2 separate regions of the Homo sapiens genome follow, and region 2 is linked to region 1. Evidence: chromatin contacts called from ENCODE Hi-C or POLR2A ChIA-PET data. All regions are on one chromosome and are shown on one strand. Each heading gives the region's core, a stretch centred on a gene start or an enhancer-like site at or near the end of the contact. The rest is flanking DNA. Distances are from core to core; before and after follow the strand shown. Region 1 overlaps MAD1L1 (mitotic arrest deficient 1 like 1). Region 2 overlaps MAD1L1 (mitotic arrest deficient 1 like 1).

Region 1 (2,917 bases), core at 302-2,801:
CATTCCCAACAACAGAAACACCATGCAGAGCAGATGGGCACCTCTGACCCCAGGGCACCGACTCAAAGCCTCCAGCCCTGTGCATCCAACGTGTGGCAGGCGTGAGACTCCCACACTTCACCCTCAATCTCCCCACCCCATACCATGAGCCCACCCGGGGCGGAATGCCGAAGCCGTCCTTGATTCCCAGCCCTCACGCTCTCTACCTCACCTGCATCTCCCTTCAACGCAGCGGACTCGGACCACGCCTCCGCACGCCATTGCAGTCCTAGCCCAGGGCACCTGCGTCTCCCACCCCGGCCTGCCACTTCCCACCCATTGCGGCCCTGCACAGAGCAGCCAGGCATCCTTTACGAATGGACACCAGGTTGTGTCACCACCTCCTCCACCCATGAAACCACAGCCCTGCCGTGACCACACAGGGCCCACAAGGTTGGACTACCAACCACCGCGGACCCCGCTTCTGTCACCCCTAACCTCACTGTTGGGTCCGGGACCTGCCTGCCCCACCATTTCCACCACCAACAGTCGGGTCCCCCAGGCTTGGCTCAGGACGCTCTGCAGAGCGGCCCCGGGAGAATGCGGCTCCTCCATTCGCCACCACCGGAAGTTCTGTCTTTCACTCTCCTATGGGCCACTGACTACTCACTTGGCAACAGTGTGCCTCCAGGAGGGCAGGAGCCTGTGTTGCTGGCTGCCGCGTCCCCAGCACCAAGAAGAATGTCCTTAAGCAGCTGCTGAGTGAACAGCGACCATTCCAGAGGCTCAGGACAGCTGTTGCCAGCCCACCTGGCCTTGGTCCTGCAGATGCCAGCTCTGCCCAGACCCGCGCGGTGCCCTGCTGTTGCCTCTCTGCGCCGCTGGGCAGCTTCTTCCAGGGTCTGCAGACAGCCCTCGCCCATTCCCAGCCTAGGCCCTGGTGCCCGTACCTCTCAAGACGGTGATTTCCAACCCCATCCAACCCTGTCCCATGAGAAGGGCCTGTAACCATGGCCGCACCCACAACCGCCACAGGCTGTGCTGCCAGCCCCAGAGCCTGTCAAGCAATGAACCCTCAGCACACCCCTGCCGGGTGGAGAGGAAGGCCCTGAGGCCCTGAGAGCCAGGACACCGGCTCACAGTCACGAGCTGGCAAGCAAGGATGCCCGACGGGAGCCTCGACCTGGGCTGCAGGCCCTGGGGTCCGTACAACGCCGACAGCAGCTCTGCCTGTGACCCAGGCCAGCCTGACGCATGGCCCAGGGCAGAACATGCAGACACACGCACGCACGCATGCCCCAGGGCCGTCCTTGTCCTTCACAGACATGGCCAAGGCCAGGGCAGCATGGAGGGAACCTACACTTTGTTTAGGCCAAAACGCTTCAAAAGCAAAGCCCATTTGTTCCCTAAAACAGTGGGAAGCTTTTGACACTGGAGGTCCAGAAACCAGGAGAGCCTGCCTGGTCCCCCACGGGCCCACACTGCGGGCCCCCCACCCAGGCTCGGAGGCAGCCAGGAGAGTGGGGCCCATGTGGGCTGAGGAGAAAACAGCTTAAAAGCACGCCTGCTGCATTCACAGAGGGCAGATAAGCACTCACTAGAGACGTCCCTCTCCTGGTCAGGACCCATGCTGAGTGGCGCCCAAGCCCCGGCTGAGGCACTGTCCCACTGGGGACTCGGGTCCTGTGTGGTCGGGACAGGGGTCCATGAAGCCACAGCACTGATGTCCAGTTCGCTGCTGGACAGACCCCTCGTAGGCTCTCACACCTGCTTTGCCCCGACACCGTGGCCTCATGCGGCAAACATGTCACTGGCCCCCTGCCACAAACACGGTGGTGGGGCCCGAGGGGCTGTGCTCCCCGCCGGCGCATGCCACCTGTCACTAGTAGAGATGGGACTCAGGCTCCTCACACACCCTTCCCCGCTCAACGCAGCTTCCGACGACAGAAGAGGCAGCCATGCACTGGCGCCTGCAGCCTAAAGGCTTATGGGGACAGGCGTCCCTGCCCAGACCCAGGGTCCAGGTGCCCTGAATCCCAGCCACTCCCGCGTCTGACTCACCATGTCTGCTCTTTGTTTCTGGCCTCCCAGCTCCTCCAGGGCCTGCGACAGCTGAGCCTGCAAGACAAGACAGGATTCGGCCTGAGACTGTGGTGGGCCAGGCCCCATTTCTAGGACTGCAGGGAACACAACCCCCACCACCCCGCAGCCTCCACTCTCTGGGGAGCAACGGGACCCAGGAGCTGGGAAGTGGGCAGCCAGAGGGTGGGCAGGGGCCAGTGTGGCTGCCCCGCGAGGCCGAGAGCCCAGTGATGGAGACAACTGATGGAGACGAAGACCGAGTGGGCTGCGGGAGGCTTCACAGAACCAAGGTCCATTCCTAAAACCTGCCTCAGGAAACTGACTGTGAATGGGGTGGACAGGGGTGGGCCCAAGAGGGACTGTGGAACTGGGGAGAGACGGAGGGAAAGGTTCAGCATGGGACTTTCAGTCAGAGGAAATCAATTCACTCTCCCTGGCAGGCTCGTGCTTAAAGAACAGAATCAGGTGACCTTCCAGGCAGAGGCCCCACCTCAGAGCATCTCCTCCACCACGGCCACCCCCAAGCAGGACCCCGACCCAGGCAGGAAGGGTCTCCTGCCCCGACACACTCCCCAAAGGGCACCAGGCTTGACCCCACACTAAGGGTAGAAAAGCCAGCAATGAAAAGCCAGCCGCCTCCTCCTAACAGGCCTCATGGAGCAGCAAGGCTGGGTCTGGTTGTGGGGCCAGGATGTCAGCAGTCCAGCTCCCTGCTGGGGACAGTGACCCTGCACCCATGACCTGCACGGTGCATGGGGCTCAGGACCTCGGAGACCCCCGCCCTGGGCCTCTGCCCCTGCGGTTCCTACCTTCCCCCACATCCTCTCCCTCTGCCCCTTCCTGACTCCTTCCCACG
Region 2 (3,091 bases), core at 282-2,781, 48 kb after region 1:
CCTGTTCACCCAGGCAAGTTCCTTCATCTCATCCAACGACAAATTCCTGTTGCACAAACACGGGATTTCCAAATCTGAGCTCAGAATTCTCCAAGTGAGTTTTAAGTGAGATGATTAGAGGGATGTTAATGAAATGAGAAGTTACTCTGACGAATGCCAGCAGTGACCGCTATACATCGAATGCCCACTCACTGCAGGTCCCATGCCAGGTATTTAACATAGGATTTGTCAGGAAATAAATTTGATGAATGGTAATAAGCATCAACCACACTGCATAAGGCCTGGCACAGGGCAGGCAGGTGGGTCAGCCAGGAAGGGGCTGTCCCATAGGATGTTGAGTGATGGCCAAAAAGTCCCCCTCCGCCCCTCTGTGAAGAACCTCCTCCAAGACGAATGCAGAAAACCGCACTCAGCTGAACGGAGCTGTGATGGGAGCCTCCCGAGCCTGGCTGAGCCCCCTGTGCCACACCCCTCCAGCTTCAGGTGCTCTCCCCACTCCACAGTGACTCACAAGCCACCACTCCCACTTCCCCAAGCCAGCGCCAGGCCTTCTCGAGGCGAAGAGCTGTGCCGATTGTCACACTTGCCTGTGTCCAGCCACTGACCGCGTCAACCATGCTGCCATTTTCATCAGGGTCCCATCTTATTTTTAATGTGATTTTGTGTAGCAGGGTGACTTTTAGGAACACACATCACCTTAGAATAGAACTAACCATATGTTTGTTGAGTGAGTTGATGATGAACTACCTCACACATATATTTGAACATTACAATTTAAAAATATTTTCAAAGCATTCCCTCATGTAATCTGTGAATCGGCTCCCCGTGCAGATGGGGTGAGGCGTGCATGCTTCATTCTTCCAGAGAGGAAGCAAAGGCAAAGAGAGGGAAAGGGAGCTGGCGCCAGGCACAAGTGAGAGAGTGACAGAGCTCAGGTTCTAACAGGTTTTCTGATTCCAGCTCCTAGGCTTCCTCCCCCTAGAAGAGAGGAATTCCAGCAGGGCTGGCCTCAGGCCTCCACCTCCCTTCCCGGTGCCCCGCCCAGGGTCAGACCCTCTCCCTGCACAGTGGGGGCCCCCACTCCATGGCCTCTGCTGACTCGGAGCCGACTCAGTAGGTGGCTCATGCCCACCATGGGTGGCAAAAGGCTCGGGGGCAGCTCACCAGCTCACGGGCCTTCTGATGGCACTCAAGAAATTTAGTTTAAACACACACAGATTTTCAAAGAGGCGGTAGGAGGAAGGACTCACCTAGTCCGCCCAGGGGCCTCCTGCAGAAGCAAGATCTGTGCCTGGACCTCACAGACACCTGGGTCCAGCAGCATCCCCATGTCTTGCTGGAGGGCAGGAGCCACCCAAGGGGCACTGGGCACTGCCTGGCGTGGGTGGCCAGACTCGCTTCATCAGCACCAGTGTCCAGGAGGACTATCGAGCACTGTAATTCCCAGGGCACCTCATCCAATGTCTGCAGGCACCAGACCACAGGTTCACAGGGCACCTCATCCAACATCTGCTGGCACCATCTGCGGGCACCAGACCACACGTTCACAGGGCACCTCACCCAACGTCTGCAGGCACCAGACCACACGTTCACAGGGCACCTCACCCAACATCTGCGGACACCAGACCACACGTTCACAAGGAACCTCACCCAACGTCTGCGGGCACCAGACCACACGTTCACAGGGCACCTCACCCAGCGTCTGCGGACACCAGACCACACGTTCACGGGGCACCTCACCCAGCGTCTGCGGGCACCAGACCACACGTTCACGGGGCACCTCACCCAGCGTCTGCGGGCACCAGACCACACGTTCATGGGGCACCTCACCCAGCGTCTGCGGGCACCAGACCACACGTTCACGGGGCACCTCACCCAGCGTCTGCGGGCACCAGACCACACGTTCACGGGGCACCTCACCCAGCATCTGCGGGCATCACCGCCCCTTCCACCTGTTGCACTCCTACGAGAGCTAAGCCAGGTATGAGGCCAGACCAGAAACCAGAGACCAGGATGGAACCTCACGCGCCTGCTGGAAGCAGGGAATCCCCTAGCCAGTGCCTCAGACCCATGTCCACACCCACACGGGCAGACGGAAGCACCAGGCTGAGGGTGGTGAGCCAGGGGGTTCCTGGGCCGCCTCCACTCTGGCTGGTGTCAGGCTGTGGCTTGACCTTTCTGGCAGCTCCGTTGAAGCACCCACAGAACCATGGAGACCACAAGCCAACAGTGGCCTATCACCGGCCTGGAGAAAGTCCAGACACTTCACACCTTCTGACTGAGGCCAGGGACCTCTCCCAGGACCATGGACACAGGGACCCAGGCACCCACCCAGACTGTGGTGCAGGGAACTTACAAGGCTCTTGGGTGTGCCGTGACACCAAGGACAACTGAAGGGGCAGAGGCTGCGGAGGGAGCAGCCCAGTACCCCCGAGGGCGGCTCAGTCCTCAGCAGGCCCACCCACCTGTGCCTCACAGGCCAGGAGCAAACACACCTGTGCGGAACGGCCAGGTGAGGCTGGCTGTCACCTTTAACATCTCTGAATGTCTCCAGGAGGGGCCTAGAGAGGGTTCAGACACCACCACCAGGATGCTGCAGCTATTTTTAGTAGAAAGACTCAAGAGGCTTCCTTGGCAGGGAACCATGCCTTTGAGCATGACCATCAATTTTCACCTGCAGCTAACTTCCTTTCCTTTCAAGATCAAGGTTATTCAAAGATTTGGATTTCTTCGAAACTGAGTTTAAAGAGAGCATGTTTCTCTACCAAACAGGATAGGGGATTTTAAAGCACAAACAAGGACAATGTCAGGCCAAAGCCTGGGTAGGCAGGACAAGGTTCCGGGCCTGGTCCCTCCAGCCCTTCCCAGACACCCTGCAGGCCCTGCTTGTGTCCCCCCGAGGCTGGGCTAAAGCCACCTGTGCCAGCTGGATGATGCCTGGCCTGGGCACTGGAGGAGCCTCCCTGGGCTCCTCTCTAAGCCTCGGTCTCTCTGGTATAAACCTCCAAAGCTGAGGGGGACTGGGAATTCCACAGCCTCTCTCCTAGCAGGACACTCCAGGTTTCTCGTCCATAACCCACGTGGTGCTGTG

What was found. Hi-C counts contacts between places; a loop is a spot of excess contacts on that map. ChIA-PET counts read pairs that join two places held with the same protein, here RNA polymerase II (POLR2A). Pooled maps may share reads with other maps.
Region 2: a loop to region 1 is called in a map of dorsolateral prefrontal cortex, with 5 times the contacts of the local background. The contact joins two enhancer-like sites. A Hi-C loop is called at or near these places in 5 of 168 maps with a recorded cell type or tissue (CD8-positive, alpha-beta T cell, body of pancreas, breast epithelium and 2 more) and 1 of 50 pooled maps. POLR2A ChIA-PET finds 5 or more read pairs at or near these places in 1 of 52 experiments (AG04450).

What each region holds. Positions count from the first base shown.
Region 1 is chr7:2,000,025-2,002,941 of GRCh38, forward strand. It overlaps MAD1L1 (mitotic arrest deficient 1 like 1), which reads right to left. Exons shown (of 19, transcript NM_001013836.2): 14 at 2,041-2,097. Among named protein-coding and RNA genes, the nearest start is that of SNORA114, 88 kb to the right of the region's middle. RefSeq lists an enhancer at 1,564-2,552. Within about 2 kb of position 1,552, at least 2 of the 41 ENCODE cell types and tissues checked have a DNase peak (open chromatin) inside an H3K27ac peak, as active enhancers do.
Region 2 is chr7:2,048,305-2,051,395 of GRCh38, forward strand. All of the region lies in intron 12 of MAD1L1 (mitotic arrest deficient 1 like 1), which reads right to left. Among named protein-coding and RNA genes, the nearest start is that of SNORA114, 39 kb to the right of the region's middle. RefSeq lists an enhancer at 1,162-1,765. Within about 2 kb of position 1,532, at least 2 of the 41 ENCODE cell types and tissues checked have a DNase peak (open chromatin) inside an H3K27ac peak, as active enhancers do.